Linked DNA regions of Homo sapiens: regions 2, 3 and 4 are each linked to region 1. Evidence: chromatin contacts called from ENCODE Hi-C or POLR2A ChIA-PET data. All regions are on one chromosome and are shown on one strand. The core of a region is the stretch at or near the end of the contact, and the rest is flanking DNA. Distances in the headings are between cores, read along the strand shown.

The links. A loop is a pair of places that touch in the nucleus more often than their neighbours do. ChIA-PET counts read pairs that join two places held with the same protein, here RNA polymerase II (POLR2A). Pooled maps may share reads with other maps.
Region 2: a pooled map shows a loop between it and region 1 (4-fold over the local background). The contact joins two enhancer-like sites. A Hi-C loop is called at or near these places in 3 of 37 single-sample maps with no recorded cell type and 3 of 50 pooled maps. POLR2A ChIA-PET finds 5 or more read pairs at or near these places in 4 of 52 experiments (A673, GM12878 and T-cell).
Region 3: a pooled map shows a loop between it and region 1 (2.5-fold over the local background). The contact joins two enhancer-like sites. A Hi-C loop is called at or near these places in 3 of 37 single-sample maps with no recorded cell type and 2 of 50 pooled maps.
Region 4: a loop to region 1 is called in a pooled map, with 3 times the contacts of the local background. The contact joins two enhancer-like sites. A Hi-C loop is called at or near these places in 2 of 50 pooled maps. POLR2A ChIA-PET finds 5 or more read pairs at or near these places in 3 of 52 experiments (GM10248, K562 and PC-9).

The regions. Positions count from the first base shown.
Region 1 is chr2:170,945,987-170,953,096 of GRCh38, reverse strand. GORASP2 (golgi reassembly stacking protein 2) reads right to left here. Exons shown (of 10, transcript NM_015530.5): 2 at 4,667-4,747; 3 at 3,355-3,558; 4 at 2,807-2,893; 5 at 1,639-1,769. Among named protein-coding and RNA genes, the nearest start is that of GORASP2, 20 kb to the right of the region's middle. Within about 2 kb of position 2,541, at least 3 of the 41 ENCODE cell types and tissues checked have a DNase peak (open chromatin) inside an H3K27ac peak, as active enhancers do; they include GM12878, where a contact is called at or near this core.
Region 2 is chr2:171,322,584-171,329,693 of GRCh38, reverse strand. It overlaps METTL8 (methyltransferase 8, tRNA N3-cytidine), which reads left to right. Exons shown (of 10, transcript NM_001321154.2): 8 at 3,546-3,652; 9 at 3,788-3,853; 10 at 5,332-7,110. The coding sequence ends at 5,522. Among named protein-coding and RNA genes, the nearest start is that of METTL8, 110 kb to the left of the region's middle. RefSeq lists enhancers at 2,340-2,864, 3,359-3,408, 5,240-5,339 and a silencer at 5,421-5,715. Within about 2 kb of position 3,298, at least 5 of the 41 ENCODE cell types and tissues checked have a DNase peak (open chromatin) inside an H3K27ac peak, as active enhancers do; they include GM12878, where a contact is called at or near this core.
Region 3 is chr2:171,303,415-171,310,524 of GRCh38, reverse strand. No RefSeq gene overlaps it. Among named protein-coding and RNA genes, the nearest start is that of METTL8, 130 kb to the left of the region's middle. Within about 2 kb of position 2,709, at least 2 of the 41 ENCODE cell types and tissues checked have a DNase peak (open chromatin) inside an H3K27ac peak, as active enhancers do.
Region 4 is chr2:171,257,324-171,264,433 of GRCh38, reverse strand. LOC107983995 (a long non-coding RNA gene) reads left to right here. Exons shown (of 3, transcript XR_923576.2): 2 at 353-399. Among named protein-coding and RNA genes, the nearest start is that of TLK1, 100 kb to the right of the region's middle. Within about 2 kb of position 3,518, at least 3 of the 41 ENCODE cell types and tissues checked have a DNase peak (open chromatin) inside an H3K27ac peak, as active enhancers do.

The DNA of each region.
Region 1 (7,110 bases), core at 1,292-3,791:
GGCGTGAGCCACCATGCCAGGCCTAGCTCCTCCTTTACCAGTCTGATATGCACAATGATGCTTCATCTCACAATTATTTGTTCCTTCTTCCCTTCTTCCCTCACAATCAAAACTGCAATTCGGCCAGGCATGGAAGATCACACCTATAATCTCAGGACTTTGGGAGGCCAAGGTGGGAAGATTGCTTGAAGCGAAGAGTTCAAGACTAGCCTGGGAAACAAAGCAAGGCCCCATCTCTAAAAAAGAGTTTCTAAATTAGCCAAGTACAGTGTGTACACCTGTAGTCCCAGGTACTCAGGAAGCTGAGGCGGGAGGACAGCTTGAGCCCAGGAGTTAAAGGCTGCAGTGAACTATGATTGTGCTCCAGCCCAGAGAGCAAGACGCTGTCTCCAAACAAACAAACAAAACCCTGCAATTCTCACTGGACTGGGATTTAGAGAAATAAAGATTAAATAATTTATAGTGATCAATTATGGCCTTTCAGAGGTAGCTACATTTGAAAACAAGGTGCTTATTGGTCAAAGTAATTAAGTGGTAATAGACAATGCACTTGAGGCAACAGCAAGACCCTGGGCAAACTTAAAGACAGCCTAAGAATGAAATTAAGAGAAATAAGATTTAATAAATGAAATGTGGTCAGCCTCTGAGGAAGGAATAAAAACAGAAGCACAAAAAGACCAAATGCATGGTCAGAGGCAGACTGACGAAAATGTTCTGTATGGGCCTAGCTAATGCAATGGCCAACTGACAGTATTAAACACATCAAAAGAAAAAATGTCTTCCAAAGAATGTAGCCAAATTTAGTTAACATAATTAAAAATGAAAGAATATGTGATGTTCTTTGCTGTTGGTCTTCACTGTCCACAGAATCTCTTCCTCCAGTTTGATTCCATGCTCAGCAGGCACTCTTGTGGTACTAATCTGACCTGAGTATTCTTCTAACTAGAGAGGGGGTATTTTTCTATTGCAAACTGAAAATTTGTCATTCAAATATAGCAGCTTCTCTGCAAATGTAGTTTATATGAGGAAGTGCCTCTTGTAATGAATAAATTTTGAATGCCTCGAATAGATCCTATTTCTGGGCATTTACAAACCTGGGCAATGGACAATGATAATTTGATCAAGTATTGCCCCATATAGGCCAGACTCTTGGATGACACATCTATCTTACTTTTCTCAAACTGCAACAAGTTAGAATACTTGTGGCGAAACATTCAGCTGGAGAATCTCAGGTAGTGTGGGTAAAGATACTGTGAGCAAACGGAAGCTTTTCCTGCCTGCAGCAACTAAGTTATCCTTTTCCCAGCATGGGATTAGAACTTTTGAAAACATGTGGAATGTTTCCAAATTCTAGGCTTTTCTATAATTATGGCTTATGCGCAATAATTTCTCAATTAAAAAGAAATGCTGTTAGCTCTTAGGTTAGTAAAGAAAAGGACTATAGTATATATACTATGTTCCCTAGATATGTACTTTAAAAAAATTGGTTTCAATATTCTAGACTAGCTCTTCCCTTTTTTTTAAGAGGAGTCTTAAAATAAACCAGTAATTTCTTTCAAAATAAAAACAATCAATGTCTGCAACATATCTGACTGGTATGTTTAAGCAGTCATAACTTAGTCTAAAAAATGACCTTACCTGCCTTCTCCACCCCATGCAGAATTTGGTGTAATAATCACTTCTCGACAGTTATCAGTGTCTGTGTTGTACACATACAGTTTCAATGGTTTTGCTTCATGTGTTTCGATAAGGCTGAATAGATCTTCAGACTGCAAAAGTGTCACAGGAGAAAATGTTTCACGTTACCATACTTTGGAACAGTGTGTCTCAAACCTGGCTATCAGAATCACCTGAGAAATCTAAGAAAAAAATACAGATTCTGGGCCCTGCCCCAGACATAAAAATCACAAGCAGGTTTAATTCAATATATTAATTCAAGCAAAGCCTACTTACTACATACAAGGCTTTATGGCCAGTTCCTTAAGATCTAGTTGGCACTCTTAGTACAATTCTTTTACACCCGAGTTCTACATATTCTGCTTTTACTTCCCATTATTAAGACCTGGTTGTCTGGGCACCTCATTTCTCACTCTTTTTTTTTTCTTCTTTTTTTGAGACAGGGTCTCTCTAACTGTTGCCTGGGCTAGAGTGCAGTGGCATGATTTTGCCTCACTGCAGCCTCAACCTCTCAGGCTCAAGTGATCCTTCCACCTCAGCCTCCCAGGTAGCTGGGACTATAGGCATGCACCACCATGCCTGGCTAATTTTTGTATTTGTTGTAGAGACAAGGTCTCACTATGCTGCCCAGACTGGTCTCGAACTCCTGAGCTCAAGTAATTCTCCCATCTCGGCCTCCCAAAGTGCTGAGATTATGGGCATGAGCCACTGTGCCCAGCCTTTTCTCTCATTTTTGATTTAGCAATGTATACTTCCGCTAGCTAAGAGACAAGGAAAAGGATGTAATATAGCTGAGCTAATGCTGTCACTGAACAAAAAGGGGAAGAGAAAATGAAATCAATGAACAATTGAAAATGAGAATTTGATTTAGACTTCAGGTATGCAAAGATTTCTGTATATTACACATAAAATCTGTGCAATTGCCGCACAGTATGTGTTTTTCCTCACAGCTATACCTAATAAGACACCTACCAGATGTTCCATTTAACACCCTGAGGCTTAAGTTATTTTTGATCAGCAAAGACTGAAATTTTAACTCTAAATGCAAAGCATGCAAATATCTTTCTCAACTCAAACCTCAATGAGAAAATTTTATATAGTTCTCACTATGAATAAACACACGAATTACCTCATTCATGACTGTATCTGCTCCAATTATATAATCACTGTGTGGTCTAAGACCTGCCAGTGCTGCAGGAGAATTTGATTCCACCTCCTAGAATGACATAAACACACACCCTAAAATTAATATATATAAAATAATCTTCCAAGGTTTATAGTCCAATTTTTAATTATGTTGATTTTTTAAATCTGTATACTTCTGTCTTGCTAGAGATGTGTCAGATGTCAGAAACTACAGAATATATTTTAAACTTCTGAGCATAAAAATTACATAATATTTAACAAATATTTAAAATATTTTTGTAGCTATCTACTCTAACACATCTTATAATGAATAAATCATTAGAAAAAGTTCTTAAACTTGTACATTTGCTTCTCTTCCTCAACTTAAAAAAAAATTGATCCATACTTAAAAAGCAATGAACGCTGATTTTTGGCAAAAATTGCCTATTAATAATATCCTTACAATCTTATTAAGCCAGAAACAACCATTGTTAAAACATCTTTCCACACTGCTTCATGAACCTCCAGTAACAGTTCACAGTTGATACGTACCAGCACATGCCAAACATTTTCATTTGCCCCATCAAAGCTGCAGAAACGAATGCTCACTCCCAATAAGCCCTGGCCGCCCCACAGGTTACTTGGTGTGACTGAGGTCTCTCGCAGTTCCAATGTTTTGCTGCTATAGATAAGCATCTTTACAGGCTTTTCAACGTTTGCTTTCAGCAGATCCTTAAGAGTGTCATTGTCTTTATTCTGTGAACACATAGAAATCACATTCCTTAGTAAATAAAAATTTAATGTTAGCTTAAGCATCCTATGGCCCTATAAGAGTAATATTAATAATCAACATAAATAAAACATTCAACAAAGGTTTCACCAACATTTAAATTTTCTTCTATGTAAAAGAATGTCAAGAAATTAAGAACTCTTACGTTAGCAACAACTTGAAACTGACTTTTTTCTAATAGCTCATTATGGATTATGGAATTTGCAACCCAACATTATTTAGAATGATCTAGGGCTTCAATGTGTAAAAACAAAATATGCCATAAGAAGTCACATTACTAACGAAGTTGTGATGACTTTGATTATAAAAATCTAAAACATTTACTGGGGTTAACGTTTAATTTTGGACTCTATTTCTAAATACATGCTTTATTAAGAGCTGGATAGAAAAGAAAGTAGAAACAGCATATTAAATATTTCATTTCATAAACAAATAAAGGCCAGATGTTGGCCTTTATTTATATGTCAGAGATGTTGTAAGTAATGAACGAAAACTTAAGACTGTTACGAAAAATTAAACCAACCAAGTGGCTACTGTCCTAAGAATTTGCTGAGATTATATAATTTCTTTATCTTAGAACTTTATTATGGGTAAACTCTAAACAAGGTATAAAAAGTGGTTTTAATTTGGTACTTTGGAGCACATCTCTCTGTCTGGTTCTAATAACATTATTCATATATTGTGAAACTTAGCACCAAGAAAACTGACGAGTTTGAGAGAATGAGATGAGAGAATGAATCTTTCTAGTAATCCATTTGTCAACAACCAACAGAAGTCTGACATCTTTAAAAAGCAATCTTTTACATCTTAATTATTTCTTTCTGCTTATAAAAATTAAATATTTAACATATAAAAGACTCCACTGATTCTAGAGACTTCCCTAAGATAATCAGTGGAGCATAAGGTATAATATTATAGATATTTCAATGTTTATTAATACATGATTATTTCTATAAATTGGCATACTACACATAATGATTGTAACTAATAAATACCCATCTCAGGTCATCTGAAAAATTCCATTTTTGAGAGATTACAAATACTATAGACAAAACTACAGAAAGTTGAACTTACTAATCTTGAACCATTAATAGAAACAATAAAATCAAAGAAAGGCTCCAAACCAGCTCTGTGTCCTGGGGAATTTTCTTGTACCTGCGGAAACAAAAACGACAAAAATAAAAAATGTAAAGCTTAGGTGAAAATTGTAAGCCGAATCTCTCTTTTCAGTAAAAATAGACCAATTTCACTGATAATGAAATACAGTACACGCTAGTTCTCTCATTTCTCTTCATCTCTCCCAGATAATGCCCGTCCAGCTCCCTAAACTCTACCCATTCTTTAAGTTAATCTTCTATTTATATTTTTATTTTATTTCTTTGAGACAGACTCCACCTCTGTTGCCCAGGCTGGAATGCAGTGGCACAATCTCGGTTCACTGCAACCTCTGCCTCCCTGATTCAAGCGATTCTTGTGCCTCAGCCTCCCGAGTACCTGGGAGGACTATAGGTGCGTACCACCATGTCCAACTAATTTTTGTATTTTTTGTAGAGACAGGGTTTCGCCTTATTGCCCAGGCTGGTCCTGAACTCCTGGGCTCAAGGGATCCACCTGCCTCAACCTCCCAAAGTGCTGGGATTACAGGTGTGAGCCACTGCACCGGGCCTAGTTCATCTTCTATATGAGGTTTTCCCTCTGTGGTTCTATTTCTGCACCACTTTCTCCTTTTTTGGGAGAAAGGGGCTAATCCTCTCAGCAATTAGCAGGGGACACAGCAGACAGTCACTACAATTAAGTGACAAATTCAAGCAATTATTCCTTGACTACTACTAGCAAGGCACCACTCAGTTACAAAGCAAATACAGGCACATAGTCACGTATGTCAAGACATTTATAATCTGTTGAGGAATAGGTGAGAAGAGGAAGGGGCAATGGATACACAGCCCTCTAATCACTATAATGTAAAACCAAACAGGCTAAAGGCTATTTGGTATAAGGTTCTAAGGGAAAGATTAATTCTGACTGAAGAAGCTTCAGACATAAAAAGTGATAAGGAATTGTGGTTTAAAAAGAGGGTAGAACATTCAAAGGTAAAGATGGTCAAGGGGGTAGGAAGGACATCTGAAAATGGACAAAACAGTATGAGTAAACACCCGAAGCAGGAGTCTGAAGAATGAGGATCACAGCATGCGTAGCTAGACAACAGAGTAGTGTGGACAGAAATAGAGAATTATAGACTTTGAAAACTAGGATTAACCCAGAAATCCTCTAATCCAGGGATCTTAAATTGAGGTCTGTGGATGGCTTCAGAGAATACTACAGCTCCTGAAATTACACACTATCTTTTATATGAATAAGCAGTTTTCAGGGTGTAAATATTGGTGGCTTTCATCAGATTCTCAAAGGGTTTCTCCATAACTCCAAGAAGGTTTAAAAACCAGGGATTTTGTGCAATTCTTTCATTTGATAGGTTAAAAAAAATTACCATGTCTTGCTTATGATTCCATAGCTGCCTAATGGTGGAAGTTAAACTCAAAAATTCATCTTTTTTATTTTTATTTTTTGAGACAAGAGTCTTGCTCTGTTGCCTAGGCTGGAGTGCAGTGACACAATCTCGGCTTACTGCAACCTCCACCTCCCGGGTTCAAGCAATTCTTGTGCCTCAGCCTCCCAAGTAGCTGGGATTACAGGTGTGCACCACCACCACACCGCCTAATTTTTTTTTTTTTTTTTTTTGTAGAGGCATGGTTTCACCATGTTGGCCAGGCTGGTCTCAAACTCCTGGCCTCAAGTGATCTGCCCGCCTCGGCCTCCCAATGTGTTGGGATTACAGGTGTGAGCCACTGCATCCGGCCAAAAGTCCATCTTGAAACTATTAGTCTAACAAAAGGCTGGAAAGAAGGGGTAGAGCTACATTTACTGGCCTTTAAATGAAAGAGTGAGATTACTTTTAATATAATTCATAGGTTCATAGAATAAAAAAGATTACTTAGCTTCTCAACAACTCAAATGTTTATCATCCCATATTTGATAATGGACTGTCAAATTTTCAAAATTTACAGTAGTAAAATGTTAGTAGCTAGTAACAGAAATATGACAAAAAATAAAAAATATAATCCACTCCACATTTTTTTTCCAAAATATTTTCCCAAGGAATTTTTATTCTGCTTGATATTATTAAGTGCTGTCAAAACTATTCCATGGCCAGGTGCAGTGGCTCATGCCTGTAATCCCAGAACTTTAGGAGGACAAGGCAGGAGGATTGGAGTCCAGGAGTTTGAGACTAGCCTGGGCAATATAGGGAGACCCCTGTTTCTACAAAAAAATTAGCCAGGTATGGGGGTATGCTTCTGTAGTCCCAGCTACTTGGAAGGCTGAGCTGGGAGGATCACTTGCACCCAGGAGATTGAGGCTGCAATGAGTCCAGGTCGCACCACTGCACTCCGGTATAGGGGACAGGGCGAGACCCTGTCTCAAAACAAAACAAAACAAAAAAAAATCTATTCCACAAGAACAAA
Region 2 (7,110 bases), core at 2,049-4,548, 380 kb before region 1:
AGTTCTTTTACTTCCCATTCAGAAATGAGCACTTTGATTACTTGTAGAAGAACAAATTCCATTTCCAAATAAATCTGAAATAAGATACTTTAGCACCTAGTGAGGTATGTCAGGTTTTATGAAGCTACTGTTTCCTCCCAGTTTCTATAACCTATTTCTTTCTGCTAATCTGTTTAGACTGTAGGCATTGTTCAGGTACTAATAGAAAGTTGTCATCTATGTGTTTGGTTTCCTTATATGAACAGTTAAAAGGATGGAGAGGTGGATAGAGAACAAGATTCCCCATTGACACCCATAACAAGAAACATCTAAATTCTACATATAACCACAAAAAGACTATTTGAAATTAGTTCAGATAATGTATTTTCTCATGATTTGAATTGAATGTTATAGAGAAGAGAAAGGCCAGGTGCAGTGGTTCACACCTGTAATCCCAGCACTTTGGGAAGCCGAGGTGGGTGGATCACCTGAGGTCAGGAGTTCCAGACCAGCCTGGTCAACATGGTGAAACCTCGTTTCTACTGTGAAACCTCTGCCTCCTGTAGCCAGGCATGGTGGTGGGCGCCTATAATCCCAGCTCCTTGGGAGGCTGAGGCAGGAGAGTCGTTTGAACTCAGGAGGCAGAGGTTGCAGTGTGCCGAGATTGCACCACTGCACTCCAGCCTGGGCGACAAAGCAAGACCTTGTCTCAAAAAAAAAATAAAAGGCTGGGCGCTGTGGCTCACGCCTATAATCCCAGCACTTTGGGATGCCAAGGCGGGTGGATCACCTGAGGTCAGGAGTTCAAGACCAGCCTGGCCAACATGGTGAAACCCCATCTCTACCAAAAATACAAAATCACCTGGCTGTGGTGGCACACACCTGTAGTCCCAGCTACTTGGGAGGCTGAGACAGGAGAATTGCTTAAAACTGGAAGGCAGAGGCTGCAGTGTGTGGAGATCATGCCACTGCACTCCAGCCTGGGCAAGACAGAGACTCCGTCTCAAAAAAATAAATAAATGATAAAAATACAAAAATTAGCTGGGCGTGGTACTGCATGCCTGTAATCCCAGCTACTCTGGAGGCTGAGGCAGGAGAATCACTGGAACCCAGGAGACGGAGGTTGCAGTGACCCAAGATCACGCCACTGTACTCTAGCCTGGGTGACAGTGAGTAAGACCCTGTCTCAAAAAAAGAAAAAACTAAAACCAAGGCAATGTCTATAGTGTCACTTAGGACTATAGTAGTAGATTCAACCCCAGAAAAGTTCTAGAAAAGTAGCATCTTGGTAGCTTGGAAAATTCAGGCATAAGCAAATGGCAAGCAATTTGGCTAGACCTTGAGTCTGGAGGACCCAGCTTAAATGGGAATAAATTGTAGGTGGCTACAAAAGAAGAGCGAATTGTCCTTCTTGTCACTGAAATGAAAATACAAAATATTACAGAGCCAAGCATAAAGCAGGCAGTCAATACATTTTTTATCTCTTCCTTCTCCTCTCCCTCTATCCAGAGATAAGTGAAGACAGCAGAGTTGGCCCAAGTAGGATGAAGAAAGAAAAGGGGCTTCATACCATTCCTGTCTTGTCCATCTCACCCCCAGCCCACTCCCACCTGCAGTTCTCAGGAATTGGCTCGGGAACTGCACTATGAACCAAGATGAGATGAGCAAGAAAAGTAGCTCCCGTTCCTTGCCTTTATCCTCAACCCCAGACATTAAAGGATAGCTGAGAGGAAAGAATTTGCAGGAGGAGGTGGCTACATTTTAAAGTGTTCGATTGTTTATTTTTCTGCATTTTAGTTTCATACTTGTTTTACTAATAATTACAGAAAGATTTTGCTATGTACGTAAAATATTTATATTGAAAGTGAATATTTTAAGGTTTAGATATGATTTTCTTTCATTCGCAAAGCCTATGATATAAGCACAGTATGAAAATAACCTGTAATAAAATAAACAAAAAATACGTTTCTTTTTTCTTTTATGTCCTTATGTGCTAGTTTTTTTAAAAGGACTTTTCACCTAATCATGCCACCTCCTTTTGTCCTACTTCTTTCTTGTTTTATAGTTGCTTTCATTTTCTCAGTATCTGCTTCCTTCATAACATGACATAATCTGAGTTTTACCTTACTATTCCACTGAACAGTGTTTTAATTGAAAGGAATTTACAGATTATCTGATTCAAACTTTTCATTTTTTTCAAATAAGAAAACCTCAGCAGCTTTAAGTAGCTTAGATAAGGCAGAGACAAGGACTTAGCACACAAGCTGCCATTTACCATTCTCTGCCCATGGCAGACATTGATAATCGATTTTGTACTCGGTAACTCGCAATGAGCTTTATGAGTCCTTCTCAGAGCTCTGTAGGCAGCCGATGCTGTCACTCAGAATTAATATGAGATCTGAAATCTATGCCATCCCTGGCCCATAATCACACATAAAGCCATGAACACTTAGCCAAAAACACTAAATCAAGAGCAGCTATAAGGGATTGTATTTGACTGGAAGCCAAATAAGTAGAATAAACAGTAAAGGAGAAAAGCAAAGGCTCCCTGCTGTTGAACTAGGGCTTGGAATGTGAATAAAATTTAAATAGGCAGACAGTAAGGAGGAGAGAATTCTTTGAGGAAAAACCATGTGAGCAAAGGCAGAGGCTGCTCAGGGCCAAGCATGACAGTTTGGCTAGGGGAGCTGCTTCAGATTGGAAAGCTGTTGGTAAGATTAATTGGGGTCAGTAGTAGGAGATCTTAAGAGCTCAACTAAGAAATTGAAATTTTATCCTATGGATTAAAATCATGAAAGTTTTTGAGCAAGGAGATGATTTGACAAAATTATCATTTTAAGCAGAATTATTCATCGATAACATGCAGGAAGGATTGACAGGGAGAATAATACAGCGTGTTAGGAAGCAGATTTGTTTCCAGGCCTAAGGAGATAGGGGTTGGTACTAAGGGAGTACAAATGGGAAACAAAAAAGACAGGAAATATCAAAGATGTCATTAAAAATAAAAATTAAAGAGGACATAGAATTTTATGGCCACATGGAGAGGACAGTGGAAGAAAAATAATTTCTCTTTCATGAGGTAAATGGTGGTACCTCCGAACTAAATAAAGAAAAGGAGAATGAGCTCGTTTTGGAGGAAAGATATTCCCTCTTTAGATATGTACAACTTGGGATGGCTTTGGCATATTTTTTATCTTGCAAGGAAAATGAAGCACACTCCATTGTTGTCTATCTCAGAACTACCTTAATTTTCTGTAAGTACCAGGAAACATCTGTGGTTTTGAAGTTTAGCTTTGACATCATACGTCAAGCTCTGTGAAGTTACCACTCTGATCATTTGGGTGATTTCTTGATACTCTAGGACTTTTGAATCTAGTCATTTAGCAAGTTGGTTTTGGTTTTTTCTTCTTTACAAAATATTTTTATTTTTGTTACCCTTATGTTTATGGTTTAGATTTCTTTGGCCTTATCAAGCTTTTCTTATTTTGTCTTCAACAAAGTTAAATCCAGCATATAAAACAAGATTTCTACAAACTGGGTATCTTTTTAATACTTTGTTTCCAAAGGATGCAAGGTGTTGTAAACCGACTGTCCAAGTTACTGAAACCTGGGGGAATGCTGTTATTTCGAGACTATGGAAGATATGATAAGACTCAGCTTCGTTTTAAAAAGGGTAATAGTATATTCAGTTTGAGGTTATTTTTAAATGTTCTAAAGAATGCCTTGTTTATATTTCACATCAAAGTATTTAGTTGTTTTTTTTTAAAGGAATACCCTTAAGAGTTTCTCTTTTCACAATTTTTTTCAGGACATTGTTTATCTGAAAATTTTTATGTTCGAGGAGATGGTACCAGAGCATATTTCTTTACAAAAGGTATGCTAATCTACAAAAGGAAATAATTGGTCATAATCGTTCTTGTTAGTTATTATCTCATTGATTATAGCTCAGAAGCTATGAAACTGAGGCTTCAGTCATTGATTAAGCATTAGATGTCTTCATACTTTGATGCTTATTACTGGTCTACATAAAAGGTTGAAAATGGCCGTTTACTGTTTAATCTTTTTCCAGTTAAACTGCTTTAAAGTCTCTTGTTTTACCCTCATACCCAGATGAAGGTGAAGGCTGTTCCATTTTGGAGATATTGTTAGCCTAGATATGAAAAAAATTGATGATAGCCACAGCCAAAGGAGGACATTTGATAAGTTTATAGAAAATTACTTATCTTGGCCTGTCACAGGGGTGCTCACCTGTAATCCCATCACTTTGGGAGATGAAGGTGAGAAGATTGCTTGAAGCCAGGAATTTGAGACCAGCCTAGAAAACAAAATGAGACTCTGTCTCTACAAAACAATTTTTTTTTAATTAGCTGGTCTGGTGGTGCATACCTGTAGTCCTAGCTACTTGGGAGGCTAAGGTGGAAGGATCACTTGAGCTGGGGCAGATGAGGCTACAGTGAGCTATGATTGGACCACTGTGCTCCAGCCTGGGCAGCAGAGTGAATCTTATGTCTAAAAAAACAATACATTTTCAAAATAGAAAGAAGGAAAATTACTTATCTCTAGCTGATTTCTCTTTTTTTTTTTTTTTTTTTTGAGACAGAGTCTCACTCTGTTGCCTAGGCTGGAGTGCAGTGGCACAATCTCAGCTCACTGCCATCTCCACCTCGCCGGTTCAAACGATTCTCCCACCTCAGCCTCCCAAGTAGCTGGGATTACAGCCTCCCAAGTAGCTGAGATTACCTACCTCCACGCCTAGGTAATTTTTGTATTTTTATTAGAGAAGGGGTTTCACCATTTGACCAGGCTGGTCTCAAACTCCTGACCTCAAGTGATTCACCCTGGCCAGGCTGGTCTTGAACTCCTGACCTCAGGTGATTTGCCTGCTTCAGCCTCCAAAAGTGCTGGGATTACAGGCGTGAGCCACCATGCCCAACCAATTTCACATTTTTAAAAATGCATTTCTAACAGTACCAAGTGAATGCTGCATTCAAGGATTTCCCCAAATTTATGTGAGTACTTTTATAATCTGCCGTTTTGGGTTTCTGTAAACCAACAAAAACTCAGAAAGGGAGCACCTTTCAAAATATTGAAAGCTGCAACCAATAGTTTTATATATCTGTTGATGTCTGCCGTGTTAGTCTGTAAACAGGTGTATTTTTATATGCATGGTGTATTTTTGTGAAATAGAAGAAACTCGCTTGGTTTCACAGGTTTCCTTCACCAAATTGTTCTAGAGAGTGTTTCTTGTATAAATGAAATTTAGATGGTCAGTTATTCCATCAGTGTTCTACTCCTGACCTCCCCCATCTCTAGTCACATGTCATATCTTTTATTGCCATTTTTGTCTCACAGGGGAAGTCCACAGTATGTTCTGCAAAGCCAGTTTAGATGAAAAGCAAAATCTGGTTGATCGCCGCTTACAAGTTAATAGGAAAAAACAAGTGAAAATGCACCGAGTGTGGATTCAAGGCAAATTCCAGAAACCATTGCACCAGACTCAGAATAGCTCCAATATGGTATCTACACTCCTTTCACAAGACTGAACTTTGTAACATGTTAAGGTACAAAGCCAGAGGACTGTGCTATTCAAGGACTACTGTAAGTCTATTGTTTCTCAAAAGACAATGAGAAAAAAAGAAGAGAATTTGTATTTCCTGCCGTTTTGTCATAGGTGAGCTCCTTTGTGCATTTTAAGCACATGTAAGTGGTTCAGCACAGTATGCCTTTTTCTGTGCTTTGAAAACTTGATATGCTCAAGCTTGTTTGAATTTATTACATCTAACCATTTTGCTTGTTCCTTGATTTTTATAAGCATTCAATTAAGTTAGTATTATGTCAAGTAATTTTGAGAAAATGTAACTTGACATTTTTTGCAAGTAAAAAAAATTGTTTATTTGTTTAGGCTTAGTAAACCAGTTCCCAAACACAGTCAGACTCTTCCCATTGTCATCTGATTGCAGAGAGAAAGCACACCTTATTTCCAGGGAAAGCTACAACAAGCCCAAGGTCAAAGTGTATTATTTTTTGTCTTGTTGTTGTCTATTTTCTCCCAATTTTTTTTTGAAATTCAGAGGCTCATATCTGAAATAGAATTTTAGTTCCTCTTTCCTTTCCTAAAATTGGGGAAGTACAGCCCATGCTGACATTATTTTCAGGCTATTCTTAGATATACAAGTTGTTAGGCCAGGTGCAATGGCTCGCACCTGTAATCCCAGCACTTTGGGGGGCTGAGGCAGGCAGATCGGTTGAGCTCAGGAGTTCAAGACCAGCCTGGACAACATGGCAAAACCCTGTCTCTCCCAAGAATACAAAAATTAGCCAGGCATGGTGGCACACACCTGTGGTCCCAGCTACTCAGGAGACTGAGGTGGGAGGATCGCTTGAGCCTCGGAGGCGGAGGTTGCAGTGAGCTGAGATTGTACCACTGCGCTCCAAACTGGGTGACATGGTGAGACCTTGTCTCCAAAAAAAAAAAAAAAAAAAAAAAAGGTATGTAAGCTGACAAGCTCTTGTATCAAGGGCTTTTGAACCAGAGCAACTTCATCTTGAATAGGGACTGTGTAAAATGAAGCTGAGACCTACTAGGCTGCAATCCCAGGAGGTTAAGACATTCTTAGTCACAGGATGAGATAGGAAGTCAGTACAAGATACAGGTCATACAGACCTTGCTGATAAAACAGGTTGCAGTGAAGAAGCCGGCCAAATGCCACCAAAACCAAGATGGCAATGAGAGTGTCCTCTGGCTGTCCTCACTGCTACACTCCCACCAGTGCCATGATAGTTTACAAATGCCATGGCAACATCAGGAAGTTACCCATATGGTCTACAAAGGGGAGGCCTGAATAATCCACCCCTTGTGTAGCATATAATCAAGAAATAACCTTAAAAATGGGCAACCAGTAGCCCTTGGGGCTGCTCTGCCTATGGAGTAGCCATTCTTTATGTTTTACTTTTTTTTTTTTTTTTTTTTTGAGATGGAGTCTTGCTCTGGCACCCAGGCTGGAGTGCAGTGGCGTGATCTCAGCTCACTGCCAGCTCCACCTCCCGGGTTCACGCCATTCTCTTGCTTCAGCCTCCTGAGTAGCTGGGACTACAAGCACCCACCACCATGCCCAGCTAATTTTTTTTTTT
Region 3 (7,110 bases), core at 1,460-3,959, 360 kb before region 1:
AGTACAAAAATCAGCTGGGCGTGGTGGTGGGCACCTGTAATCCCAGCTACTTGGAAGGCTGAGGCAGGAGAATCGCTTGAACCCGGGAGGTGGAGGTTGCTGTAAGCCAAGATCGCGCCATTGGACTCCAGCCTAGGCAACAGAACAAAACTGTGTCTCAAAAAAAAAAAAAAAAAAGTCAGCTCAATTACTGATGAAGCTGTATTGGAAAGAATTGGCTTTGGGTACAAGTAATTAGTGTCTTCCTAATACTGAACCCTAGAATCAGGACTCACAGCTAGACAGCCAAAGACTCTACACAGGGGGCCCTGCCCCTTTGAGGCCTATTGCAGCACACTTTCATCCAACAGAAAGAGCAAAGAAGAGCTGGATTAAACAAGCCTAAGTAACCGCCCATATTCACTGATTACATAAATCACTCCACCTCTCCCAGGAAGGAGGAGGGTGGGATTAAAGAGGCTGGCAGTCTTAAATCAGTTGCTGTCCCTCCACATGGCAGGAAAGAACAGGAGTGGGAATTACCTAAACCTTTTATAAGTGCTGGGTAAAGCATATGCTACATAGACCAAATCTAGAGCAGTGTGGGGTGGACTCTGCTTTGTCCCTTTGCTGTTTGCTGAGTAGTCTGCTCAGAGATGCACTTGTCAATGGCTCTTCAGCATCTCACCACCTAGCTCTCACCAGGGGTCCGGGTAGTTATGGTTCCTTTTATTTGTTCACTTTCTAAAAAAAAATTTGACTTTTTGTGAATATTTGAATAGATACAAAATAGTTTCTATGCGGACTTAACATGGAAAGGGAGATGGTTGCATTTTTGGTGACATTACAACGCATACACGCATGTGTGAATGTGTGTGTCACACCGAATGATATTGTCAATGCTGGGCTGATGCCAAATTTAAGGAACATGGAGAACTTGGGAAAAGGCCAGAGATAGAGAAAAGATTGTTAATGGTTTGTTTATAGGGAAGAAATGGGTTTGCCCTAAAATAAATGCATACTAGAAGATGAAAATGACAGTGCCCAGGTAGAAACTGGCAAAAAGGGTTCTCAGAGCAAAAACATGGGACCCATTTTGGATATAAGTCCTAACTTCACTATTGCTGGTTTTGTAACCTTAAGCAAGACACTTGAAATCTCCAAGCTTCAATGCACTGAACTACAAATGGAAATAATGCTTACCTGCAGATTGTTGCAAGGACTAAATATAATGCACATCAAATGCTAGGTATGATGCCTGGTGATAACTGGCACTTAATAAGTGGTAATTAATATCATTATTAATATATAATATATAATAGTATATTATATATTTATAAAATATATATATATATATATATATATATATATTTTTTTTTTTTTTTTTTCAAAGGATGACCTGATGGTTAACTTTAGGTGTCAACTTGGCTGGATTAAGAGATACCTGAATAGCTGGTAAAGCATTATTTCTGGAGATTGGTATGTGAGTCAGTGAATTGAGTGGGGAAGATCTGCCCTCAATGTGGGCAACCTGAATAGAATAAGGTAGAGGGAAGGTGAATTTTCTCTCTCTCCTGGAACTGGGACACCCCCTTCTTCTCCTGCCTTTGGACTCCAGGTTATCTGGCCTTTGGACTCTGGAACTTGCACCAGCAGCTGCTTTGGTTTTTAGGCCTTCAGACTGAGAGTTACACTATTGGCTTCCCTGGTGCCGAAGTGTTTGTACTTGGACTGAGCCATGCCACTGGCTTCCGTTGGTCTCCTGTTTGCAGATGGCCTGTCATGGGACTTCTCAGCCTCCATAATTCTGTGAGCCAGTTCCCCTAATAAATCCTCTCTTCTCTTTATCTTTCTCTCGTTCTCTTTCTCGCTGTCTCTCTCTCCCCTATTGGTTCTATCTCTCTAGAGAACCTTGGCTAATACGGATGGTGAACAAGTCTTTGTCTCTTTTGAGGAGGATAAATAATTACAGGATAAATAATTTAAATATTTAATTATTTATATATAATATAAATATATTTAATATAAAATTATTTTTAAATAATTATTTAAATAAATAAATTATTAAATATTAAATAAATATTAAATAAATTAAAATAAATAATTTTTAAATAATTATTTAAAAATAATTAAATTAGCCTTAAGAAACTTGCTAACCGAAAAGTTGAGTTTTCTTATTTAAGAAAGTCATTGCTGTTTCTTTGGCTTATGTTTAATTCAGATAATCAAATGCTTATTAAGCATCTACTGTGTGCCAGAAAGTGTGATGCATACTGAGAATACTGAAATGCAGGTGGCTGATGAAATGAACCCCTGCTCTTTAGATTCCTGCAGTTCAGGATAGATGCCCATTTGTCTGAAATGTGGTAAGCATCTCCTACTTAAATCTTTAGCTCCAACAGACCATCACCATTTGGCCACCATAGTTTCGCCAACCTCAGCATATCAATTGGTATCCGCATTTTTTAGACCCTTTTCAAGAACCTCAGAGAACAAATCTAGCCATGTGCTATACGGCAAAAGCCAAACAAAGCATGTGAAATGGGTCCTTAAGGTATAGCTTTTGTACCATCTACCCTTTGGCATCCAAGGTCGCTTTTAACAATGCTGCCCATAACTCTGTGCAGAATGCCTCCTGCCACAGCATGTAGGACTTCTACTCACAATACCTAGCAGCACCTCTAAGCATCACCACAGTCCATCCAACTGGTCACAATTAAGATAAGATCTGAGCTGCTTTCCGGAGATCTGTAAGATTCTCCAAAATAGGCCAAAGACGGCTATAAAGCCTCACACTATGCATCATTTACTCAAAGCGGTCATCCAAGCATAGAACCTGATCTGACTCACCTTTACCACAGTTATCACCTGATCCTCACATAAACTCAACAAATAGCCCTTTTGGAGTCCAGAAATAAATACCTGCACATATGGTCAAATGATTTTCCATAAGGGTGCCAAAACCATTCAATGGGGAAAGGACAGTTTTTTCAACAGATAACATTGGGAAAACTGGATATCAACTTGCAAGAGAAATTGGACCCCAAATTTATGCCAGATACAAAAATTAAATCAAAATGGATTGAAAACCTAGATGTAGAACCTAAAACTATAAAACTCTTAGAAGAAAACAGAAGAAAAACTTCATGACATTGGGTTTGGCAATAATTTCTTGGATATGACAACGAAAGTACAGACAACAAAAGAAAAAGAAAAGTTGGACTACAACAACATTAAAAAGTTCTGTGCATTAAAGGACACATCAACAGAGTAAAAGGCATCCCACGCAATGGGAGAAAATGTTTGCAAATCATACATCTGATAAGGGTTTAGTATCCAGAATATATGAAGAACTCTTACACCGGGCATGGTGGCTCATGCCTGTAATCCTAGCACTTTGGGAAGCTGAGGTGGGAGGGTTGCTGGAGCCCAGGAGTTCAAGACCAGCTTGGGCAACATAGTGAGACCCCTGTCTCTACAAAAAAAAAAAAAAAAAAAAGAACAAAATTAGCTGAGCATGGCGGTGTGCATCTATAGTCCCAGCTACTTAGGAGGCTGGTGTGGGAGGATCGCTTGGGCCTTGGAGGTCAATACTGCAGTGAGCTGTGATCGCACCACTGCACTCTAGCCAGGGTGACAGAGTGAGATCATGTCTCAAAACAAAAAACAAAACAAAACAAAAAATACTCTCACAACTCAACAATAAAACCCTCAATTTTAAAATGGGCAAAGAACTTGAATAGACATTTCTCAGAAAATGTTATACAAATGGCAATAGCATATAAAAAAATGCTCAATGTCATTAATCATTAGGGAAATGCAAATCAAAACCACAATGGGATACCCCCTCAAACCCATTAGGATGGCTACTACCAAAACCCAGAAAATAATAAATGTTGGCAAAGGTATGGAGAAATTGGAACTCTTGTGCACTGTTGATGGGAATGTAAAATGGTGCAATAGCTATAGAAAACAGTATGGTGGGCCCCCAAAAAATTAAAAATAGAATTATCATGTGATTCAGCAATTCTTAGCATATACCCAAAATAATTGAAAGCATGGACCTGAGGAGATATTTGTACATGCATGTTCATAGTAGCATTTTTCACAGTAGCCAAAAGGTGAAAGTAACCCAAGTGTCTTAGTCCGTTTTGTGTTGCTGTAACGGAATACCTGAGACTGGGTAATTTATAAAGAAAAGAAATGTATTTGGCTCATGGTTCTGGAAACTGGGAAGTCCAAGGGCATGGTACTGGCAAATGCTTGACGTCTGGTGAGAGCCTTCTTGCTGTGCCATTCCATGGTGGAAAGTGGAATGGCAAGAGAGCATGAGAGGGAGAAAAGGAGGTCAAATGAATCCTTTTATCAGGAGCCCACTCGTGTGATAACTGCTTTAATCCATTCATGAGGGGAGAGCCCTCATGACCTACTCACCTCTTAAAGGTCTCAACACTGTTGAATTGGGAATTAAGTTTCCAACCCATGAGCTTGGGGAATACATTCAAAGAATAGCACCAAGTGTCCATCAACAGATGAATGTATAAGCAAAATGTGATATATACATAAAATGGAATATTATTCAGCCTTAAAGAGGAAGGAAATTCTGACACATGCTACAATATGAATGAACCTTGAGGACATCACGCCAAGTGAAATAAGCCAATCACAAAAGGAAAAATATAGTATGATTCCACTTACATGGGGTACCTGGAATAGTCAAATTCATAGAGATGGAAAATAGAATGGTGGTCACCAGGGCTGGGTGACAGGGGGATGGGGAATTGTCACTTAATGGGTACAGAGTTTTAGTTTTGCAAGATGAAAAGGGTTCTATGGATGATATTGATGGGCCCAATATTGATGGTAGCACAACAATGTGAAAGTACTAATGTCACTGAATTGTGCACTTAAAAATAGTTAAGATGGTAAATTTTATTATATGTGCATTTTACCACAATTTTTAAAAAAGCAGCTAGCGGCCAGGTGCAGTGGCTCACGCCTGTAATCCCAGCACTTTGGGAGGTCAAGGCAGGCGGATCACGAGGTCAGGAGTTCAAGACCAGCCTGTCCAATATGGTGAAACCCCGTCTCTACTAAAAATACAAAAATTAGCCGGGCATGGTGGTGCGTGCCTGTAGTCCCAGCTACTCAGGAGGCTGAGGCAGAAGAATTGCTTGAACCCGGGAGGCAGAGGTTGCAGTGAGCCAAGATCCCACCACTGCACTCCAGCCTGGGTGACTGAACGAGACTGTGTCTCAAAAAAGAAAAAAAAAAAAAAGCAGCTAGCCCAGTGTTCAGTCTGGCCTTCCAAAACTATGAACTTCTGCCCTCTATTTCTAGCTCCCTGGACTTGCCATCCACTTTTTTCTTTCTTTCTTTCTTGTTTTTTTTTTGTTTGTTTGTTTTTTGTTTTTTGAGACAGAGTCTCACCCTGTTGCCAGGCTGGAGTGCAGTGGTGCGACCTTGGCTCACTGCAACCTCCACCTCCTGGGTTCAAGGGATTCTCCTGCCTCAGCCTCCCGAGTAGCTGGGACTACAGGTGCATGCCACCATGCCCAGCTAATTTTTGTGTTTTTAGTAGATACGGGGTTTCACCATGTTGGCCAGGATGGTCTCGATCTCTTGATCTAGTGATCAGCCCGCCTTAGCCTCCCAAAGTGCTGGGATTACAGGCGTGAGACACCGTGCCCGGCCGCCATCCACTTTTTATATACACCACGCTGTTTTCCACCGTTTCTCACTATGGCCAGCCGATGTCGACTGTGCCTGGCACTGTGCATATACTCTTGTCATCCAGTCCCAGAGGAAGGACTTAATTATAAGACATCCTGGACTCCCACCACCACAGAACCTTCTCATAACACTCCACCCCACAGTATGCTCTGGGATCATCACAACTCTTTGCCAAGCAAACCTGGGAAAGTTCAGCCCTTCCATTACTCCTTGTGGTTGGTGATGGACAAGTGGAGAGAGCCTGAAGCAAAGGAGTTACACATGACCTCCCTCTTAGTGTGCCTGGCACACCATAGGAGAAAAACCTCAACATTCTTTGAGGGTCAAGTTTGGCATTTTAAGAACTATATTTTTTTCTGTCTCTCCAGCCTCTTACTTTTTTTTTTTTTTTTTTTTTTTTGAGACAGAGTCTCATTCTTTTTCCCAGGCTGGAGTGCAGTTGTGTGATCATAGCTCACTGCCACCTCAAATCCCTAGGCAGAAGCAATCCTCCTGCCTCAGCCTCCTGAGTGGCAAGGACTACAGGCACATACCACCACACCTGGCTAATTTTTAAATTTTTTTTGGTAGAGATGGGATCTCATTTTGTTGCCCAGGCTGATCTCAAACTCCTAGGCTCGAGCAGTCCTCCTGCCTCAGGCTCCTCAAGTCCTGGGATTACAGGCATGAGCCACTGCACCTAGCTGCCTCTTGATCTCTGACCAAAGTGCTCATTTCCCATTTTCTGGTCTTAAATCTCCCTTCAGAGTTCATGCTCATCTTCTTACCTATGACTTCAGCTTATCTGTTATTTCAATCCAAATGTCACCTCCAACTGCATAGCCTAAAGCTTGGTGCTAGGGAGTGTCACTCACAGCAGGCCCTTCTGGACTATTATGACATGACTGCGGTCACATACAGCAAACCTGGGAGGTAGGAGGCAATATAGGTAAGTCCATGCTATCAATTTAGCATTTCGTTGACTGTAATTCATGTTTAGATGAGGCGACTCTCTTAGCCCATTTGGGTTGCTATAACAACAGAAATGTATTTCTCACAGTTATGGAGGCTGGGAAATCCAAGATCAAGGCACTGGAGGATTTGGCCAGATATGGTGACTCACACCTATAATCCCAGAACTTTGGGAGGCTGAGGGACAACTGAGCTCCTTCAGGACTCTTTTATGATGACACTAATCCCTTTAGTTCTCATGACCTAATCACCTCCCAACAGCCCACCTTCTAATACCATCACTTTAGGGGTTAGGATTTCGACATATGAATATTAGGGGGATACAAACATTCCAACCATAGCAGTGACCAAGTTAAAAATTTGGGTCATAGGCTAGGCGCAGAGGCTCAAGCCTGTAATCCCAGAACTCTGGGAGGCTGAGGTGGACAGATCACTTGAGGGCGGGAG
Region 4 (7,110 bases), core at 2,269-4,768, 310 kb before region 1:
TTCATCATATTCCTCTTTCTTTCTTTTTTTTTTTTAATTTTTAATTTTTGTAGAGATGGAGGTCTTGTTATGCTGCCCAGGCTGGTCTCAAACTCCTGGGGTCAAGTGATCCTCCTGCCTCAGCCTCCCAAATTGTTGGGATTACAGACATAAGCCACTGTGCCCGGCCTGTATTGCCCTTTCTTGCCTAAACTTTTTCATGTTTATATATTTGTTTCTCAAATTAAATTTTGATTTCATTTTTGTTCAAACAGATTCACTAGGTACTTTTTGAGGGGGAGGAGTCAAAACTTAAGAGTTAGGTTTCATTCAAGATTAATCAGTATGGTTTATTTTCATGTTCTCATGACAGTGTTCCCATAGTTGGAGGACTTCTGGAACTGGTGAGCAGTCCATCAGGTAATGGGCATAAAAGTAGCACTTTTCACTTTATTCAGATCTTACCTTTGTTTGAAAATATTCTCTGAAGTGCTTCCTATGAGGACAGATTACATTATTAGAGGACTATGTTGATTTTTATTCACTTTGGGGGCACTCTCCAGAGTTCCACAGGAATTTCCAGACATGACATGAAATGCCCACATTTATTTCACAGATCTCCCCGGCCATATAGCTGAGCCTCAGTGTTGCACCATCAGGAAACAAGAACATGCGCGCTGGGAACCTGGAAATAGAAAATAGATCCCAGCCCCATCCAGCTGACTGAGACCAATGCCTGATTCCCCAGCAGGGCAACCTGCCAGAAGTAGAGTCTGTAGTCCTCAGTAACTCTCCTGCAGGGGTTCCCCTCACACACTCCACTTGTGCAGAAGACTAGAAAGATGGCCAGAAACATAAAAAACACATCACGCTGCAGAGCGGTCTGCCTCTTGGCCTGCTGGGATGGCAGCCCTGGCGCCAGGGAGGCAGCTGAGGTATGGAAAGTTATATTAGGAAGAGAGGAAAGGGAAATATAGCCCCACAAACCCAGAAAAGAAAGAATGGAGAAATGGGGCCTCCAAAGTTGAATTCCTGGCCGGGCATGGTAGCTCATGTCTGTAATCCCAGCACTTTGGCAGGCTGAGGCAGGCAGATCACCTGAGGTCGGCAGTTCGAGCCCAGCCTGACCAACATTGAGAAACCTCGTCTCTACTAAAAAAAAAAAATTAGCCGGGCATGGTGGTGCATGCCTGTAATCTCAGCTACTCGGGAGGCTGAGGCAGGAGAATCACTTGAACCCAGGAGGTAGAGGTTGTGGTGAGCTGAGATCGTGCCATTGCACTCCAGCCTGGGCAACAAGAGTGAAACTCCATCTCAAAAAAACAAAAACAAAAACAAAGTTGAATTCCTGGCATGGAGAAACCCCATCTCTACTAAAAATACAAAATTTAGCTGGGTGTGGTGGTAGGTGCCTGTAACCCTAGCTACTCAGGAGACTGAGACATGAGAATCGCTTGGAACCCGAGAGGTGGAGGCTGCAGTGAGCTGAGATCACACCACTGCACTCCAACCTGAGGGACAGAGCGAGATTCTGACTCAAAAAAAAAAAAAAAAAAAAAAGTTGAATTCCAACCAGGTGCAGTGGCTCACGCCTGTAATCCCAGCATTTTGGGAGGCCGAGGTGGGCAGATCACGAGGTCAGGAGATCGAGACCATGCTGGCTAACACAATGAAACCCCATCTCTACCAAAAATACAAAAAATTAGCCAGGCGCGGTGGCAGGTGCCTGTAGTCCCAGCTACTCAGGAGGCTGAGGCAGGAGAATGGCGTGAACCCGGGAGGTGGAGCTTGGAGTGAGCCGAGATCGCGCCACTGCACTCCAGCCTGGGTGAAAGTGCGAGACTCTGTCTCAAAGAAAAAAAAAAAAAAAGTTGAATTCCTTGGCTCTTACAGGCATGTGCCTGCAATGTATCTGCTTCAGTCACCCAGTGCCTCAGGAAAGCAAATGATTTCTGGAATATGGTAGCTGACGATACTTTCCTTTGGATGATTCAGTTTCTTCACTACACAAATGATTCCATCGTAGCCAGGAAAGCATGCAACCTTGTGACTTCCCTCCCCACCAACCAAAATACTTCCCCTTCTCCCTATGCCTCAAATTCTTTCAATAAGACAAAGCTTTTTATTCCACAATTAAGGACAAGGAGCCCCACTCTAGGAGCTGGAACATATTGGCTTAAATACACAGGAAGGTTGTTATGGGCTTCCCTTGGGAAAATCTCCCGTATGGGGCCTGAAGACCCTCTGACACTTCATTGTAAAAATTCTTTCTTCTTTTGGGAAGCAGATGGAGTTAACAGGCTGTAACATTTGTCTATTGTTCTTAAGCAAGGCACATACTAATCTCTTTGTCCTCTCTCAGAAGATAGGCTTTATATCTGCGTCAAGAGACAAGACCATCTACAAATACATTACTTTGTTTAGAATTTATGCTCACTCTTTGTTTCTATGAAATGAAACAAAGCATCCTGCCCCATAGTGACTCAAGTAGGTCAAGAGAATTGTGATTGAAAAACCCCAAGGGTCTTTAATTTCTTCCTGGAAGAAAGAAAAAAGCTCAACTCTGTGGCCCCCACCTCCTTTCCATCACCTTGGATGGCTTGCAAAGAACTTGTCTGTAGAAGAACAGGCCTTTATCTGCTCTCTAACTCCACAGAAGAACTACTAGTTCCTAGGCCAGAACCATGTTGATGACTAAAAGAATCTCAGCTTCAAAGAGTCATAAGGCCAGAGTGTGGTAAAGTCTAACACTGATTTGTTTTGGAGATGGAGTTTTGCTCTCCTTTCCCAGGCTGGAGTGCAGTGGCACAATCTCAGCTCACTGCAGCCTCCGCCTCCTGGGTTCAAGTGATTCTCCTGCCTCAGACTCCCGAGTAGCTGGGATTACAGGCACATGCCACCAAGCCTGGCTAATTTTTGTGCTTTTAGTAGAGACGGGGTTTTACCATGTTGCCCAGGCTGGTCTCGAACTCCTGACCTCAGGTGATCCGCCCGCCTTGGACTCCCAAAGTGCTAGGATTACAGGCGTGAGCCACCGTGCCTGGCCCCTAGCACTGATTTTTAAAAATAACTAATATTTATGTTTCTACAGCTTTATTGGGGTATAACTGACTTACAATAAATAACATATAGTTGAAATGTACAACTCGATAGGTTTTGACATACATATATGTAAACCAAAAAGTATCTGAGACAGGTCTCAATCAGTTTAGAGGTTTATTTTGCTGAGGTTGAATACACACCCAGGAAAAAGAGACACAAGCCACAGCAGGATCTGTGGCCCTTATTTTTTCTGCAGAGAATTTTGGGGGCTTCAATTTTAAAGGGGAAAAGTAGGCAGGAGGGGAAAGGGGAAAGAAAAAAAAGAGGAAGGGCATGGTCACATTCTTGTGAAGTCACATGTGCATGAAAAGGAAGGGGTAGGGGAAAAATCAATTATGTATTTGACTCACACTCAGTAAATCTGCTCTTTTACATAAGGTGAAGTAAACATAGAGTAGAAAAGCAGTCAAACATGCATTCAGCTCAGGATGGAAGGGGATTTCGAATCTCCTCTTTCCCCTCACTCCTCCACCCCCAAGTCCATGAAGATAAGCTGTTCATTTACATTGTCAAGGTGAGGGAGGCCCCCTGTGGCCTTCTATCTGTAGCTATCAGTTTAGGAACAAAGATAAAGGCAGTTTTGGGGTTTTTTTTCATGACTCAGCTTCCAAGCTTAACTTTTCCCTTTTGGCATCGTGAATTTGGGGTTCCATGATTTTATCTTCCTTTCACATATGCAACTATGAAACCATAACCACAATTAATATAGTGAAAATACCTCAAAAAGTTTCTTTGCTTTTGTAACACTTTCTTCCTGTTCTTTCACATCTCCTCATCCACCAGGAAACCACTAATCTGCTTTCTGTCACTATACGTTAGTTTGCGTTTCCTAGCATGTTATATAAATGAACTCATACAGTGCATACTCTTTTTCTGGTCTGGCCTCTTTTGCTCAGCATTAATTATTTGCGGATTCATCCATGTTGTTGAATGTATCAATTGTTCATTTCTTTTTATTGCTGGGTAGTATCCCATCAGCTGGATATACCGGTTTGTTTCACCTGTACATGGACATTTGGGTTGTTTCCAGTTTGGGGCTATTACCAATGAAGATTCTATGAACATTTATGCATAATTCTATATAGATGCATGTTTTTTCTCTTATACCTAAGAGTGAATGGCTGGATAAAATGGTAGGTTTATGTTTAACTTTCTAAGAAACTGACAAACTGTTTTCCAGAGTGGTTGTACTGTTTTATACTTTCCCCAGCAAGGTATAAGAGTTCAAGTTCCTCTACCTCCTCACCAACACCTGGTATGGTCAGTCTTTTTAATTTTAGCCATTCAGTAGTTATGGTTTTAATTTGCATTTTCCTAATGACTAATGATGCTGAGCATCTTCTTATATGCTTCATATGCTTATTTGTCACCCATGTTTGTTTGATTCTTTTGCTTATTTTTTTAATTGTGTTGTTTTCTTATTATTGAGCCTTTTGTTCTTTTTTTTTTCTTCTTTTTTTTTGAGATGGAGTCTTGCACTGTTGCCCAAGCTGGAATGCAGTGGCGCAATCTCCACTCACTGCAACCTCCACCTCCCGGGTTCAAGCGATTCTCCTGCCTCAGTCTCCAAAGTAGCTGGGATTACAGGCACCTGCCACCACACCCGGCTGATTTTTTGTATTTTTAGTAGAGATGGGGTTTCACTATGTTGGCCAGGGTGGTCTTGAACTCCTGACCTCGTGATCCTCCTGTTTCGGCCTCCCAAAGTGCTGGTATTACAGGTGTGAGCCACCGCACCAGTCCTTTTTCCTTTTTCTTTTGGAGATGGAGTCTCACTCTATTGCCAGGCTGGAGTGCAGTGGCACCATCTCAGCTCACTGCAACCTCTACGTCCTGGGTACAAGCAATTCTCATGCCTCAGCCTCCCGAGTAGCTGAGATTTCAGGCACATGCCATCATGGCCAGCTAATTTTTGTATTTTTAGTAGAGATGATTCTTCTGCTCCAGCCTCCCAAGTAACTGGGACTACAGGCACCCACCACCACACCCGGCTCATTTTTGTATTTTTAGTAGAGATGGGGTTTCACCATGTTGGACAGGCTGGTCTTGAACTGATGACCTCAAGTGATCCGCCTGTCTCAGCCTCCCAAAGTGTTAGATTACAGGCGTGAGCCACGGCGCCAGGCCACAGAATTTTATAATTACATAACTCCACTTTTCCCTCCCAGCACTTAGGCTACTGTTTTCTTTATGCATATGTTGTAATCCCCACAACACATTGTTATTATTTTTGTTTAAACAGTCAATATATTTTAAAGATATTCAAATTATAAGAGAAAAAGTCTTACGTATTTGTCCATGTAGTTATCATTTTTGTTGCTCTGAATTTTCTGTATAATCATATTTCCATCAGGTGTTATTTTCCTTCTGCCTGAAGGATTTCCTTTAACATTTCTTATATTGCAGATCTGTTAGTGATAAATTATTCCGGCTTTGGTATGTCTGAAAAAGTATTTATTCCACCTTCATCTTTAAAAAATATTTTTGCTGGGTATAAATTTCTAGGTAACAGTTTGTTTTTTCCTTCAGTAGCTTAAAGATGTTGCTCCACTGTCTTATCACCTGTATCATTGTTTCCTATGAGGAGTCTTCTGTCATCCTTATCTTTGGTCTTCTGTATATAATGTGTCTTTTCTTCTCTGGCTACTTTTAGTATTATCTCTTCATCACTAATTTTGAGCAGTTTGATTCTGATGTGCCTTAGTGTACTCATTTTCTTCATATTTTTGTGCTTAGGATTTATTGACTTTCTTGGACCTGTAGGTTTTTAGTTTTCATCAAAACCAGAAAATTTTCAGCTATTATTCCTTTGAATAGCTTTTCTGTCCCTCCCGCTACTTTAGGGACAACAATTACATATAAATCAAACTGCTTAAAGTTTTCCTACAGCTCACTGATGCTCTTTTCATTCTTGTTTTTAATTCTCTTTTCTCTTTGTGTTTTATTTTTGGATCAGTTCTATTGCTATGTCTTCAGATTCACTAATCTTTTCTTTTGCCATTAATCTCATCAGTGTAATTTTAATCTCAGATATTATAGTTTTTATCTCTAGAAATCTGATTTATGGTTTTAAAATAGTTCCTGTCTCTCCTTAACTTTTCAAATATCTGGAATATAATAATAACTACTATTTTAATATCCTTGTTACTAATTCCTATATCTGTGTTAGTTTTTTTTATCAGTTTCAACTAGTTTATTTTCCTCTTCCTTATTGGTTATATTTTCCTGTTTCTTTGCATGCCTGGCGAGTTTTTTTAATGCATAATATTGTGAATTTTAATCTATTGGGTGCAGGATATTTTTGTATTCTTATAAATATACCTGATCTTTGTTCTGGGATGCAATTAAATTATTCGGAAACATTGAACATTTTGCATCTTGCTTTTAAGATTCATGAGGTGGTTGTTTTTGGAGCTAAAAATTAAAACAATTGAACTCATGGAAATAGAGAATAGAATGATGGTTCCCAGAGGCTGGGAAGGGTAGTTTGGAGGAGTAGGGGGCAAGTGGGGATGATTAATGTGTATTAAAAAATTGAAAGAATGAATAAGATCTAGTATTTGACAGCAAATAGGATGACTTCGGGAAGCTGAGGCAGGCAGATCACTTGAGCTCAGGAGTTTAAGACCAGCCTGGGCAACATGATGAGACCCTGTCTCTACAAAAAATACAAAAATTAGCAGGACATTGGCTGGGCGCGGTGGCTCACCCCTCTAATCCCAGCACTTTGGGAGGCCGAGGCGGGTGGATCACCTGAGGTTGGGAGTTTGCGACCAGCCTGGCCAACATAGAGAAAACCTGTGTCTACTAAAAATACAAAATTAGCTGGGCTTGGTGGTGCACGCCTGTAATCCCAGCTACTCAGGAGGCTGAGGCAGGAGAATCGCTTGAACCTGGGAGGCAGAGGTTGTAGTGAGCCGAGATCACACCATTGTACTCCAGCCTGGGCAACAAGAGCGAAACTCCGTCTCAAAAACAAAACAAAACAACAACAACAAAAATTAGCTAGGCATGGTGGTTCACGCCTGT